Linked DNA regions of Mus musculus: region 1 is linked to region 2. The links are chromatin loops, found by intact Hi-C in ENCODE. Cell type or tissue: gastrocnemius. All regions are shown on one strand.

The links. Hi-C counts contacts between places; a loop is a spot of excess contacts. Peaks named below come from ENCODE experiments on the same cell type or tissue, not always from the same donor. Only the 100,000 strongest peaks of a DNase experiment are listed, where the experiment ranks them.
Region 1: a loop joins it to region 2, with 4 times the contacts of the local background. A loop is called at or near these places in 17 of 42 quality-filtered maps.

Annotation. Positions count from the first base shown.
Region 1 is chr17:68,172,278-68,180,277 of GRCm38, reverse strand. No RefSeq gene overlaps it. Among named protein-coding and RNA genes, the nearest start is that of Gm36312, 11 kb to the left of the region's middle. In gastrocnemius, CTCF peaks have their summits at 2,259 (motif pointing left) and 3,323 (motif pointing left); DNase peaks (open chromatin) are centred at 2,252 and 3,321.
Region 2 is chr17:68,837,921-68,845,920 of GRCm38, reverse strand. Tmem200c (transmembrane protein 200C) reads right to left here. Exons shown (of 2, transcript NM_001206661.1): 2 at 2,783-5,597. The coding sequence starts at 5,497. The coding sequence ends at 3,584. Among named protein-coding and RNA genes, the nearest start is that of Tmem200c, 4.8 kb to the right of the region's middle. In gastrocnemius, a CTCF peak has its summit at 4,096 (motif pointing left); DNase peaks (open chromatin) are centred at 5,216, 5,504, 5,832, 7,581 and 2 more places; H3K4me3 peaks cover 2,199 bases; H3K27ac peaks cover 1,173 bases.

The DNA of each region.
Region 1 (8,000 bases), 670 kb after region 2:
CTCTCTGACCCTGCCAAAAATTCTTCCACATATGTAGGCACTTTGAAGTTAGGTATATGGTTCCTGCACCTTCTCATGAGCTGACCTTTTTATGATTACATGGATCCTTCTTTGCATCTTAAAACATTCTACTCATGCTCTGGTTGGGTGTGTATTCTTAGCATAGGCATTTTGCTCTTCTGTCCGATATGAGCATAGAGTGTTACTTTCCATTTCTCTACTCCCCTGTGTACCTGTAGTTCTAAAACAACTCTCTGGGACGTGTTTTATTTTTAACATGTTTTAGTTTTATTATCAAATTGACACAACCTAGAGTTACCTAGGACAGGGCGATCCTCAACTGAAGAAGTCCCTCAATCAAATTGCTCTATGGTTGGGTCTGTGAGGAACCGTGTTGATTGATGTAAGTGAGCCAGTCCACTGTGGGTGGCACAATCCCTAGGCGGGTGGCCCTCCACTGTATAAGAAAGCTGGCAAAGAGCAAGTTGGAGAGTGAGCAATAAGGAGCATTGCTTTGGTTTCTGCTCTCCTTTCCCTTGGCACTGGACCATAACCCAGAAGTATAGGCAGACATAGACCGTTGACTCCCATAAACTCATTTTGGTCCATGTTCTATTAACAGCAATGGAAACCAAACTCGACAAGGGTAAATAGTTGTAGCCTATGTTTTTATTCATTCAATGGCACTGCACCTTCTGATTGGGAAATAAATCCACTTATATGAAACAGTTATCAGTGAGGCTAGACAGACAGTTCTGTAGTTAAGTTGCCTTTTCAGAGGGCCCAGCATCTATTCCCAGCACCTACATGCTCACAACAATCATTAACTCCCGTTCTAGGTGAGCTGCCCTCTTCAGGCCTCTGAGGGTACCAGATACCCCCTTGGTTCAAGCTAAATACTCATACCTATAAAATAAATAAGTCTTCAAAAATCAAAAATAGAATCATAGACGGGGAAGGAGTATTCTACTCATTTCAGGGATTTTGTTTTTGTTTTTGTTTTTGTTTTTTTTAATGTGTCACACTTTTTGCCTCTCTTCCTCCTCCCAGGATTTTGTTTGTAGTTCATTATTTTCCAGTTTGGGGATTTTGATTGACAGGGCATGATCAGTATTTCATTTCGCTTTGTGTGCACGTGTAAATAGTTTCTTTTGTGTGACACTCCAATCACATGAAACAAAGTTGTAGCATTCTACTAAGTAACAATACAGTTACACATAGAACTTAAAAATGACAATCACCTAATTTCAACCAAATACAAACTCTCTGCTCTGTTTGTATCTCATGTTTTTAATGTTTATAAGTATTTTGTACCCATTACGAGATTTGTAGGGTTATTTTTTCACACTTATATTCTATAGACTCAAGTTAAAATACAGGTTGCCATATTTGCTCATATAAGTATTTTTGTATAAGACTTTGTGCTTCTTTCTGCACCCTCCTGTTCCAACCTGAAGGACTCCTTTTCTTTTTTAATGGAGCCAGGGTTTTTCATATTGACTCAAACATCCCACCACCATAAGCGTTCACTCCCGACAGCTATCTCAGTTAGGGTTTCTATCACTGTAGTCAAATACCATGATTGAAAGCAACTCAGTGAGCTTCACTCCTTTATCCACTTCCATATCACGGCCCGTTATAGAAGGAAGTCCAGGGCGGGACCTAAAGCAGAGGCCATGGGGCAGTACTGCTTACTGGCTTGTTCTTCATAGTTTGCTCAGCCTGCTTTCTTATACAACTTTGGGTTTGCCAAAGGCCAACCTTGTGGAGGCATCTCCTCAGAGAAGACTCTCTTCTCAGCTATGTCTAGGTTTATGTCAAATTGACCAAGACCAATGAGGAAAACACTTCTCCCTCTCTCTGTCTCTCTCCTTCCCTCTCTCTGTCTCTCTCTTTTCTCTCTCTCTCCCTCCCTCCCTCCCTCTCCCTCTCTCTCTGTCTCTCTCCTTCTTCCCTCTCTCTCTCCTTTACTCTCTCTCTGTCTCTCTTTCTCTCTCCCTCTCCCCCCTCTCTCTCCCTTTCCCTTTCCCTCTCCTCCTTTCCCTCCCCCTTCCCCTCTCTCTTTTTCTCCCCTCTTCCCCCCCAACCCCCATTTAACATTTTGTATAGAAGTTTCCTGTTAATGAACTCCAGCAGCTTCTCATCTGGGCAAGCCTCCATCTCCTCTTTGTTGCAGAAGGACAATTCTGACAACTACAATATTGTTTGACCTTTTTCTTTTAGCAGTTTGAATTCATCACTCCGCCCCCTGCTGGCCTACAAGGTTTCCACAGGGGACTCTGATAGGAAATTTCCTCCAGTGTGCTGGTAGCTAATCTTTGGCTGCTCCTTACTGGTTTCAGACGGCTACCTGAACTTGCACAGGACTGTTCTTTGGCTTCACCATAGCTGGAGTTCTTCTTGTGTCTAAAATGTGAATATTTTATTACCTGCTTCCTTCTCTCTGTCTCTCTGCCTGCCCCCCACCCCCAAGGGGGTGCTAATCCTACAACTGAGTTTACTTACCTCCAATCCTGCATGTTCATTTCTTCCTTCAAATATGAGAAGTTGGCTGCCATCATATTCTCAAGTAAGTTCCCTCCTTCCCCCTTTCTCCTTACACTTTCATAACACGTGCACTAGCCCAGTTATTTGTGATATAAAGCCTAAAATTTAAAAAGCCTTTGATGCATGGAGGAGCGCAGCCTGCAGATGCCTGCCCTTCTTCATTCCTGTTCTCTTTCTGCACCCCAAAACTTGATGGTCTCAAACAAAATGTTCAAATTTACCGACCCATTATTATTATTATTATTATTATTATTATTATTACTATTTTATCTAATCAAGTCTTCTTTATCTTCGCTGTACATTCAGTGTCCCTATGATAGAGCCTTTTGCCAAATTACTCTAGTGAATTTTTCAGGTCAATTATTTTATCTTTCAGTTCTAGAATTTGATTCATATCTGTAATTTTGCTGCCATTTGTATTCTCATTTTTATCTGTGACTTGCTTTGTGTTCAGTTGTCTGTGTTCTCTTTCTAAAGCACATCGACCGTCTTTATGACTGAGTTTAAACTGTCAAGAGCTCACAGGTCCCCATTTTACGGTCAACTTCTGAGCCTTTGTTGTGCTTCATTAGGCCGTGCTCCCTTGTCCTGTCCTTTGCTGGCCTTGCAGTCATTTACTGCGATCTTGGCATTCGGGATTTTTTTTTTTTTTTTTTTTTTTTTTTTTTTTTTTTTTTAAGACCTACAAAACCAAAATGAGAACAGGGCTGCAATCAATTGGGGTTGCCTACCAAACTGCTTCTGAGATCTTGCTCCCCCTTGTGCCCACCTGGGAAATTACATCCTTAAAGTGCTGTTCCCCTTGGTTTTCAGGGGTCCTTGAAATCACCCCAATGGATTAGTGTTCCCGGGTAAGGAGAGCCAGACCATCTAGTGGGTATCCTGCCCTGGTGTTTCGACAGTGGAAAGGGAACTACACAGAGGTGGCATACATTGAATGTCCCCTCACCTTGGCAAGCACAGTTCACCATGACTTAATATATGAAAAGTCATTAAGTCCTATTTATTGCCTTGCAAGAATCATGGAGCAATAGATACACTATAGTTTTGTTTTGTTTCGATTCAAAATGGACCTATAAATTGTCTTTTCGGTTGATGCTCTACTAGAACTATCGCCCCGTGAAAATTAAATAGTCTTCTGTAACACAATTTTCTTGGTGTGTATCTTGTTTTATTGATGACTGAGTTTTGAAGGAAGAAGATGATTACGTCATTGAAGAAGTGGCACAGAAGACTAGAGTGAAGGATCGGTGGCTAAGGACTTGCTGCTCAGCCGTGAGGTCCAGGGTTTAGATCCCAGCATGCAGTCAGATAGTTTCACTGTAAAGGACTGTCCAACTCCCATCTCTGAGGAATTTGCCACTCTCTTTTGGCCTCCATGGAGGCACAGACATTCACACTAGTGCACATATATCCAATACACATGTGCAGGCATAGTGCACATGCGTGTATACACTCAGACACATGAATAAATACATATTTTTTTGCATAAAGAAGTAGAATGAGAAAAAGATGAGGAGGAGGAGGATGAAGAGAAGCAGGGTAGAGAAGTGACCTCTCTATCCAAAGGAATCTGCATGGACAGGAACATATGGAATATATTGAAAAGGTGGTACATGGTGACATATTTGAGCCCAAGTTTGTCAGGACCCACAGTTCAAACTGTCTTTCATACACAAGTCACAATTCATACTTCAGGTCAACTTTCAGATATGATTAGTGTCATCACTCACCCACTAGTGGATTCAAATTCAGAAATATTTGCTAAGGTTTACAATGTGCTAAACTCCATCTTAGCTACAAAAAAAAGAAAAAGAAAAAATATTCCTGTCATCATAGGATTTATTGTCTTATGAGCCAAGACCTATAGAGGCACAAAATACAAGTAAAACCCATAGAAAACCCAAACTTAAATGTACAAGATGAGTCTACAAAGAGTTTAGGAAATGAAAAGCATTAGTGCAGTACTAGAGGGACGGCTCACAGGTTAAAATCACCGCCACTCTTGCAGAGCACCTGGATACTTTCCCAGCACCCACATTTTTGCTTATAACTATATGTAACCCCAGTTCCAGGGATCAGATGCCCTCTTCTGACTTCCATGGGTTCCCGTACTACACATATGTAGTATACATGCACACACTCAGGCAGACACAATAAATAAATAAATAAATAAATAAATAAATATTTAAAGTACTATTAAGCAGCGTTTTTGGAAGGTCACAGCTGTAGACTACAGTCATGCTCTGGTTCCCAGTAGAACAAACCAGGACATAGTAGACTCCCTGGTGCTGAGTGACATATGGAACCAAACTTTGAAACAGACCCGTTGTCCAAATATGGGAGAGTCAGAAGAGTGGATCAGAAGGAGTGCAGTTCACCTGGCCAGCATGCCACTGAACAAAGACTTCTCCGTTTCTTTTACATAGAAAGTAACTTTGAAGCCATTTTTTTTTTTAAGATTTACTTATTTAATGTATGTGAGTATACTGTAGCCGTCTTCAGACACACCAGAAGAGGGAATTTGGATCCCATTACAGATGTAGTGGTGGTGCATGCCTTTAATCCCAGCACTTGGGAGGCAGAGGCAGGAGGATTTCTGAGTTCGAGGCCAGCTTGGTCTACAGAGTGAGTTCCAGGACAGCCAGAGCTATACAGAGAAACCCTGTCTCTAAAAAACAAACAAACAAAAAACCAAACAAAAACAAAAACAAAAAACAAAAACACCAAGCAATTGATGTAATTTCTTATCCCCATCCCTGCCTTCTTCAACATCTTTCAGTCTAGGCAGTCAGCGACCCTTACTCAGCTCAGCAGACTACACTGTATTGCGTAGAAGGAGCTAGTCTCCATCTCTACAGCAGCAAAATTTCCATACATAATGGAAAATTTCCCATCATCATCATAATGATGAGAAGGTTCAGTAGGTAAAACCTGATGCTACCAGAAGTCATGTGACAGGGACAAGCCATGTGATGCATGCTGCTGCGTTCTCTCTATTTCAGATCCACTCTGTCTATCCCATTCTGTGTTGGTCGTGCTGTTGAATTGAGCTCACAATCTAAGGTTTGGAGCAAGTGCCAGAATCCACCTTGCTGGCTGATTTAAGCTCCTTCCAACTTAAACTTCCTTCTGTGCAGCACTCTCTATGGGGTTCAGAGCAGAGCAGTTTCCAGACATTGGGAGAATGGACTCAGGAATATTTTGTTTTACACACTGATTGTTCTCAGAAGTCTCAGGGCCAAGCAGACAGCACTTGTCAGTGAATGGCAGTGCTACTACCATCTCTGTTATTTCCATGAGTTCAAAGCCAGCCAAGGGACCATCTAAAGGGGCCGTGAAACAGATTGACGTCGATGAGCTACTCAGTCTCTTGATGATACTGTTTGCTCCATGGGCTACATCCACGCTTGCCTTCACCCTCCTAATGTGAGTCTTTGGCATTTTAGCATACTAAATTGACATTTCAAACTGAGTGGGTGGTTGATATTGTCTTGATTTCCTGTGTGCAGAATATTAATTGCCTCGTGGTAAAACAGTAAAAAAAAATTACATACATATAAGAAGGTGAAATGGGAGATATGTTAATTATTAATATTAACGTAGTAATATTGAAATGTGATCTAATCATTTGCATACAAAGCCCCCAACTAACATGCTCCCTAATTAAAACTTCATGCATTTATGGAGGAAAATTATTTAACTGAGAGAGTGAAGAACTGAGGACAGGAAAAAATGAGAGCAGCCTACACACCTTACTACATAGATTAAGGTTTGAAGAAATGCACTCAGCTTGGGGCTTTCTTCCTTCTCCCTCCCCCACCTTGGAATCGATTTAAAGGCAAGGCTATTTACCCAGCTGAAGTGTGCTGTGGTGTGAATGTGTAATCACAATTACCGTGAACTTTACAGAAGAAGAAAAAGAAGGTGTCTTTAGAATGATAATGTCACTCGGCTATCTTGGTGCTTGGCTCTGAATCATCTAATAAGGTTGGCTGGTGATAACAGCAGTGCCTATGAATTCTTATCTTAGAGAGAAGGCCAAACCTTCTCATTTAAATAGAGTTTAATTTGGAAATGCAATGATGTTAAACCTGAATTAGCAGCACTATTCTGATCTGTAATACTGTCATCTTAGGTCTGTTGCTCTGAGTGACAGGCATGAAGATTTGCTTGCTCCACAACGGAAAAGGAGACCCATGAGTGAGTACTCTAAACTTCTACTTCCCGTAGGGATGCAAAGATGCTGATGGCCCATGGCCTGTGAAAGATAGGTCTTCATCCACATAGGCTGATGCCAGTGGACCACCAGAAGCTAAAGCTAAAGTCCGTCTTCCCGGGAATGATGTATCAGTCTCTCCTAAACCAGAGCTGGTGTGTTTATCCCATGACTGGAGAAGGGACTCTGTCCTTTGAAAATGGGTGGTGAAACAGAGGTGCCACACAAGTATCCCACATGGGAATGGAGCGCGTTTGGAGCCATGTAGTAGTGTGGTTTCGTGAGACTCTTCCAGTGAATCCCAAGTGTGGAATTCTCAAACACCACAGATCCAGACGCTGGCCATCCAACATCAGGGTGTCAGTGTGGTTCGTGCTCTCTCTGAGGTACCCTGGAGAACACTCTCTGCCTGTCCAGCTCAGGTTGGGTTCCCTGTGGCTTGGGTCTTTGTGGCTGCTTCTCTGCTTTACCATCATTCGCAATCCATCGTCAGGGTACCCACTTCCCTTTTGTCTCTAAATAAGGAAACCGAAACTTGGGCCTTGGCTGGATGCTCCAAAAAGACCTCATGGTCAGATTCTTAACTTATGTAAATAAGAACCTCATCTCCAAAGAGTGTCACAATCACCGGTGACAGGGGTCAGAACATGCACAAAACTCTTGGGTCCATCCTTCTACTCACAATGGGTAAAGGGCTCAGCTAAGAAGTGAGCAGGGAGGCCTCTTTTCTTTTCTTCCTACTGGGAAATAAAGGTGTTTTTTGCTGCAGAGTTCTTGGTTCCCTGGTGCTTTCTGAACCTTGAGCACCACCTCTATGTACACAAAAGAAAGAACAAAAAGCCCAATCAGGGCAAACAGACCCCATTCATTTCATAAATGCTCTCTAGGGGTCCTTTGCCAGTGATCCCAACATAGAACCTAGCCATATGGTCCACACTTGTGACTGGGGGGGGGGGGGGCTAGATACCAAGCATTCTGTCTTTCCAACTCTGTGATAGAGGAAAACAAGGAACAAAGCAGCCTGAGTGACTTCCTGAGGCCAGTCCTTAGTATTCATAGGAACTGATCACCAGGAAACATGACAGTGGCTTCAGAAGACCCTGTAAGGTCAGCTTGAATGGTACACCACCTTGATGCTCCATTTCCTGCCAATGGTACTTGGTTTGGCTTATGTTACATAGCTACATAACCCTTTATGAATATTGATGGCATGTGGCTTACATATGTAAATTAA
Region 2 (8,000 bases):
ATATAACAGTTCTTAACATTTACTGAAATTTTTGTGTGCCAAGAATTGTTCTAAGTCCTTTAAGTATATTAGTTTATTTAGCCCTCCCTTGAATAATTAATCCTATGAGTCAAATGCTATTATTATTGCTATTTAACAGACTGAGAAACCCAGGCAGTGTTATGTAAGACCTGGAAGTCACACTTTGGGCCACTGTACTCTACTGATTACACATTGGATTTTTTTTAAAACCTAAAATTATTCTGGGAGAGAAAAAAAAAAGAAGCCCATATGAAATAAGTGTACATAGCATTGATATCGTTGGAAATGAAACTAATGAAGTGTTCATAGCACTGCCCATGTGCCAAACCTGATACGAGCACTTCCTAGGTAGATTAAGCCATTTTGTCAGTACCTGGTCTCTGTGAGGTAGGTCCCGCTTTAATTCCTACTGTATAGCAAGAGAGACTGAGAGGAGAGTCTGAGCAGTTCAATGGAGACCCCCTCACTCAGTACAGGGCAGAAGTTCAAAGGAAGAGGGAACAAACCTGCTGTCACTGCAAACAGCTCAGCACCTTTCTCCCACCATTGCTGCTCTGCCCTGAACAGGTTGATGTGGTCTTTCTAAATCTCCAAAGCTGTGTTTATTATACATAAAAGGTGGGGAATTCTATGGTCTGGAAAGTCCAAGTATCCTTACTGATTGGGTCCAGAGATCTCTGAAAACTTACATAAATGCATACCTATGCCATTTGCTGCATTCAAACACAAGCATTGGTTTTCTATCTGACTGGATCCTAGCATTTCTCTGCACATCTGTATGAGTGGCCCTGCAAGGACATCTAATAGGAAGTAAAGAAAGAAAAAAAAAGATTGAAATAGTCTCCAGAATTTCTAATCACATCCCATCATTCACCAGCAGGTCTAAATCTTTGTAAATCTTTGTAAAACCTTTACAACTGACCATATCTAAAGCCCTGGGCAAGCCCTCCATCCTTTGACTTCAGGCTGTTTCTCTGTGGTCAGGAAGTAGAGCTGCCACGCAGGTTCATTGATCTTATATATGAAGCTGGGAGATAAATACATGGACCTCAGTAAATAGTAAGAAAAAATTAGCATGGCTATTGCAGATTTGTTCTCTATAGTTGTTAAGGCTGTGAATCACCACAGGACATACAGAGTAGCACTTGATATTGAGCTAGGTTAGGTTGCTTAAGGATTTAACTTCAGGAGGCCTCTATATGAAATTAACATGGGCAATTAGTGTTTATGTAAAATGATCCAAATAATTAACCCATCAGTATGAGTAACTGCAGTCAGTCAGTCATTTAGGCTGAATTTTCTGGTTTGCAGGGGAATTTTTTATTCTGCCCATCCCTCCTTAGTTAAGCTAAGAGAGAATAACTTTATAATTTGTTATATGTTCTGGGGACTGGAAACAGCACTGAAAAATATCCAGGCCTTTTTTTTTTTTTTTTTTTTTTTTTTTTTTTGGTTAACTTTTAAATAACATACTCTCTAACAGTAGAATGAATGAAGATACAATGATGGGGGAGGGGTGTTGTACTTGTTTGTCTCTCTCATCTGTTAGAAACTCACTTTTGCTTTATAGAAAAGCTCAATAAATTAATCCAGAGACTCAAGTTATTAGCTTAGTGTGTATAGTTTGAGGAAACATTAGGTCCATTTAAATTTCATTACAGAAAGTTATATGGAAGTTTATGGAGCATATCTTTTGCTAAGTTGTGTGTACAAATATAAGATTGTATCCAGCATAAACCCAATACCCTGAATTTAAGTTAAGCTCTTAGAGCTGAAGGGGATCACAAAGATTACATCGTTCACCAGAGGCCCAAAAGGATTAAGAGATTTGTCTGTGTTTCTGCAGATAATGAATAACCACCCCAGATTGCAGAAGCCCCTGGGTGGGGCCTGGCCTTCTGCTGCAGCGGGCAGAAGATACATCACAAGGGTAGACATAATGACAATAGCCCCTGGGATAAATTGTATCTCTTCAGAAATTCCACTAGAGACTGTGCTCTAAGCCTGGCTTCTGCTCTCCCTCTCAGCTGTGTAGTAGCTTCCTTTAGAGCTTTGTGGCTCTTGTTAACCTCATCTTACAGATCTGAGGGCAGAGGTCTGTTTGTCTGCCCTTAAGAGTTCCACAGCTAGCAAATGCCATGAGATCCTTCTATCCCAAATCCATGTACCTTCTGCAGCATGGCGCGAGGAGCCATACGAGCACATCTGTCACCAGGTTTTCTTTAAAAGCAGTGGTTATGTCTTAGGCCATGAAGTCGCAGGTCACACTCCAAAGAAGAAGGAGCAGTACTGTAAATTGTTTTGTTTTCTGGCCTTGAAAACTGGCTAGCTGACAGATTGTGAACTATTTCAGAATTATTATAGCATGACTGTGTGGCTTATGTCAGCCAGAGATGCAGGAACATGGACCCCAAATCAAAATCAAATAGAGAAACATTCATGGGTGGGAAGGGAGTTTTTAAGCCTGGCATCCCTGTAATTTAAACTTCAGGTTAACTACAAGTATTATAGAAAAAAATATACTACTTATTCAAAGAAATACACAGGGGTCACATGCTTGCCTCTGTCTTCAAGTTAAAAACATACTGGAAATGGGTTGGCTGGCTCACTCACACCTTCACAGACGACCCTCTGTCACTCTGGGAGAAGGTGACTACAGTCTGAACAGGCAAATATTATATTTTGGATTTAGGAGAGAAATTGTTAGGGGCTTCCTGTGCTCTAGAACCACGAGAGCTCAAGCAAAATGAGGCGATATTATGTTTAACTGTTTGGGAACTTTTTATTAAAAAAAGACTTTAAATATTAATGTTATTTTCCATACAAGTGTGATAATACTCAGTAATGCATGGTGTACTTGGTCTTGTGAGTTTAAGAATGTCACAATCCAGTGTAGTTGCTGGCGCCCTCTGGTCTTCACATACCCTGGTAGCAAAATTCAAATATCCCTTTTAAAAAATAGAATCCTTTGGACAGCTGTAGATAAGCGTGGGGTGAGGCAAGGGGGCCCTCGTTCCCGAATACTCATGCTTTGGGGCTTTGACTCCACCTAGAAAGTTCAATTCTAAGAGAATTGACACAAACTCTTCTAGACTCTGCAAGAGGGCAGAAATAAAAAGCTTGTTATTCCTTTACAAGCAGCTACGGATGAAGTCAGCAGCAGAGTCCAGGAGCGAGGGAAGCTGGGCGGGGCTGGACAAAGAAAAATAGGAGTAAAGTACAGAGTTACTGTCAAAAATATATTATTTTGATCCTAAGAAAATTAAGAGAGTTTCATCTAATGAACTAGATTGTGATCTTTTAATACATTTGGTTTTCATCGAACGTACAATCACCATCGGACGTAAAAAGACGACTTTGTTTCTTTAAAAAAAATTGCTTGAGTTATCTACAGGAAGCTTGTGAACGTAATTCAAGGATAATATTCTGCAGCTCTTTGGATATTGAATGGTTTCCTCGGACCTGTCCACAGGGGAATCGGGGTAGGGTGGGTGGGTGGGGCTTTTAATGCAGAGTCCAGTGGGACTCTACCAGCGTGTCTCCTTTCCCTGTCCCGCCCTCCCTAGTTGGAAGACTTTTTCAATTCGGGGTCTTCTACTCCTGGGGTGTGAGACCTGGAAATGAGGAAGAGTTTCTCCTTGTTTGTAAACTGCCTCTGCACAGACAGAGGCTCCGCCCTAGTTGGCCCTGGACTGGGACCCTCGGGGGAGCTGTGCTCAGTACTGGGATCTGTAACATCCTCACAGTCTAGCCTTTTCTTGGCCACCACATCCACGACCGACTCTACAGAGGTGTCAGCCTCCCTCAGGGGGGTGTAGCCCTTATTGCTGCTGGACTGGTCATCCGACTGAGAACTGTGGGAATCCCGCCGGACGCGGGGCGAGTCCTCCTCGGGGCGCAGAGGGAGCGAGGGCGTGGCGGCTGTAGCAGAGGGGCCTGAGTCCAGGTTCTCTGCGCTCGAGGAGGGTGGGGGCTCGGGCGACGGTGGAGCCCGATAGTCCGGGAGCCCACTGGTGCTGCGGCGCCGCCAGGCCGCGTACCTGCGGGTCCTGGGCAAGCGGCCGCCCTGCCCCCTGGCGGTGCGTGCTGTCTTCGCGCCCTCGGGCTCCCCGGGCTCGCAGGAAGCCCAGCGCGCTCCTCCCTCGGCTCCCCGGAGGTCGGTCAGGCTCAGGTCCAGTTCTCCCCTGGGGAGATCCCGGGAGCCGCGTTCCCCGGGAGGTCTATGCCAGCTGCAGCTTGCGCCCTCCGAGTCCCCGTCTCTGTCCCGATCCCCTTGCAAGGGCAACAGGGCGAAGGCGCTCAGCGAGGAGCCCACGAGGGAGCTGGTGGTGCTCTGGCGCCCCCAACTCCCGGTTGGGCTGCAGGGCGCCGGGCTGCTGCCGCCGCTGGCAGCCGCGGTGACAGTGGCAGTGGCCGCAGCCACCGCGGCAACTGTGGTCCGGCGATGGCCAGCCCTACTGGAGCGCTCGCGGTAGATGCTGTACACGGCCTCTGTCAGACTTGGGGGCTCCCGTGGACAGCGCGGAGATGAAGCCAGGTCCGGCGGGGACCCTGCCTCCTGAGTCTCACCGCTGCCTCCGTCCAGCCCAGTGGGGTGGGGCCATGAACCCCTGGCCAGCATTGCAGCAGCCCCAAAGGCGTCCGCAGAGCCCGCGCAGCTGCCTGGCTTCAGCTCCAGGCCTCGAGATTGCACGTAGCTGAGAAAGCCATTGAGCGGCGCTGCCCCGTGGGACGCGGAGCCGGGGGCAGCCGCGGAGGAGGAAGCCGCAGCCGCGGCGGCCGCAGCAGCAGCTGCTGCCAGATCTTTGGCGCGGAGACTGTGCACGTCGATGACAGTGGAATAGAGGTCCCGCAGGTTGATGATCTTAGTTTTTTTGTCCCTGTTCTCATGGAGCACCGCGTTGGCGCAAATGAAGAGGAAGATGCCTATACCCATGATGAGGGGCCCGAAGACCTTTAGCTTGTCTGAGTGCAAGTAGCCTGAGAAGATTCGGAAGAAGAAGCCCACCGACGTGGAGGAGGAAGAGGAAGAGGAAGAGGAAGAGGAAGAGGAGGTGGCTGCAGATCTTGCAGGAGGCGGACTCCAGGGCCCGCCCACAGAACTGGAGTTGGCACCCCCTGGGGTCCCAGAGTGGCTCTTGGCTGGGTTTTTGTTGCCATTGCTGCTGTTGCTGATGGCCCCAATGCGATGGCTACTGCCCACAGGCAGTAACTGCTTGCTCCCACCTCTGTTGGCGGCGTTGGCTTTTGGCCAGTAGCCCACCACGGCCATGGCTATGCCCACCAATAGCACTAGGATCCCACAAAGGGCAATGAGCCCCGAGATGGAGCACAGCTTCAGTTTGCCTTTCACCACCACCACGTCGTTTTTACGCCTCTTCTTGGCTTTCCTCTTGCGCTTAGGGACCTGGCTGGGGGGCCGGAGAGGATCCTGCTTTCTCGCAGATATTCTCAGTAGGCCACCGGTGGCGATCATGGTGAACTGGTGGAATGCAAGGCTAGCCCGTAGGGCTGCTGCGGCTGAAGCTTGTGTGGGGGGAGCGCCAGCTGCCCACTAGCTGCTTGGTCACCTCCTCCTGCGCAAAGTAGAGGAACACAGTCAGAGGGTGCTGGGCTTGGCTGCCGGAAACCGCCCACGTGCCAGGATTGCCCCTGCCCCTGGATGGAACTCCAGGTGTGTCTCCACCCCCACCCCAAAGCTGTGTACACAAATCAAAGACCAGTTTGTGCGATGGAAAGAAACGGTGGTTTGAACCAGTTTGAGAAAAACTTTCCTCTCTCCCCATCCCATCCCCCACATGTTCCAAGACCCTCTATCTGAAAGCTTCCTGGCTGGCAGCCAGTGGGAGCCCTGACATACTTGTAAATCCTGTGGATGTGGAGACTCAAAAGTAATGTTTGAGGACTTTCTTGGTCAGAGCCTTTCCCCATACCCTACCCCTGCCTCTCACTGCAATGGAAAAGTTTCCCAAAGCAGGGGCCTCTGGTGTACCAGGCCTCTGAGCCAGGACATTTGCCCAAGTGGGGCCCAAAGTCACCAAACAGTTCTTGAAAGTTACTACTGTATAAAAAGAAAGGAATTTAGTTCCCAGGATGAGAGCGAAACGCCACACACGCACGGACAGGGTGGCTGACTTCAGATGACTGACACTGTTCATCGCCCAGAAAATCTAAGAGATATTACTTCAATACCAGCAACAGATCTTTCCACAAAGTTGCCTCGCGGCTACTCAAATCCTGGACCACTAGGCACGCAGGGGCTTCTCCCGATCCTCTCATCTCAACTTTGCAACATCTGGACAGCTTCTTGGTATGGAATATTTCCTTTTAGGTAATTGTTATGTAACCCAGCTCTTCCTCTGGCTTTCTCTCCTCCCCTGGAGGAACTCCCTTTAAAGGTATCTTGTGCTAGATTTCATCAGGGGATATGAGAAGTCCTCTGGACTCTCCCCAAGAAAGACCTTTCTCTTGTGTGGGAAAATGACAATATTAGAAAATTCGACCACAGTAGCTTTCTGACCCTTGATTAATATACCAACAGTATTCTACAGAACCCAAGTATTCAAATGAATAGGCAATTACCTAGGTAAAGCAGTCCTCATAATGATGATTTATAGGAAGGCATTTCCACAAAGAAAAGCTGTTTTCTCCATCCTTTCTCAGGAGGTCATTTTAGGGGTGGGGGTGAGGGGTGGGGTGAGAGAGAGGAGGCAGCAACCATGGCTTAGCTCTGGGGAGCTCTTTGGGTTGTTGACTATACAGTTTAAGCAGGAATAAGAACTGATGCCCATATGTGGTTATCTATCAAATGTTAAAAGTCCAGTCCTGCTGGGTCTTCAGAGTGCATTCTCTATGTTCCCTTCTATAACAGAGATGCTAAAAATTAAGGGCATTATGTTGCTCTTAAAGATGACCATCACAGGCCTTTGGACACACACACACACACACACACACACACACACTTTGCAAGGCAGTCCATGTAGTAGAATAGATTTGAAAATGTAAGTTATTTGGGTAGAATTTCGCTTTTAATTGGTGCTTAAGTGAGGAGCTATGACCCTTGATTCCTTCTGGTATATCAATCTGGTTATGATCTTTTCTCCACATGGGCAAGCAAATGGCAGTCAGGTTTTTTATTGTTTGCAAAGAACAATATCTCTTTGGAACTTGGTTGGAATTCAGTAAAGAAATCCTAAATGTTTTAGGGAGGTGTCAACAGTGAGACCACATCTGCAAACCTTTAAAATCTGGTTTTTAAAAGGTCCTCTACCAGTAAGTATAAACACCAAATATACCGGAGAAGTATATTTGGAGATACAGGAGAGTACGTACAAATACACAGGAGAGTAAGTATAAACACCAAATATACTCGCCCCACATGTTTATACTTATTGTATGTCGCAACATAAAATTTGCTGCTTTAGTTGAACTGTAGGCTCCAGGTCTTTAATAGTCTTGAAGTCTAGATTGGCTTCAAGAGACTTTAAGGTCTAGGCATTTTAGAAACAAAGCCAGCTTCAGCAGCCAGGGTGGCTCTCTGAAGAGAGATGCCCCCCGGGAGCTGGATGTCATGAAAGAGGCACCTTTCTGCATTCCTCTTCTGCAAGCCAGCTTTACATCCAGCAGAATATAAGAAAAGTTGGAATAGATTTTAACAAGGTTTACAGAAGATGTTTAAAATTAGTTTAATAGCTTCTAATTATTCCCTAGTTTATTATTCTTCCAGCTCTCTTGAAAGACGAACTCCTTTTCAGCATATCACGATCTGACACAGAATACTGACAGAGGTCAGGTGACACAGAAAAGCCCCCCCCCCCCAAGCTTTCCTTAGACCAAAGGAAGGAAAACAAACTTAGCAGTGGATCTGTCTGCCTTTGCAACTGGCTGCCTGGCGCGAGTCCTGCCTTGGTTAAGGAATGGAGGATGGGGAAATCAAATGAGGGATGTCTAAAAATACAACTGCTTCCAAGAGAGAGAAT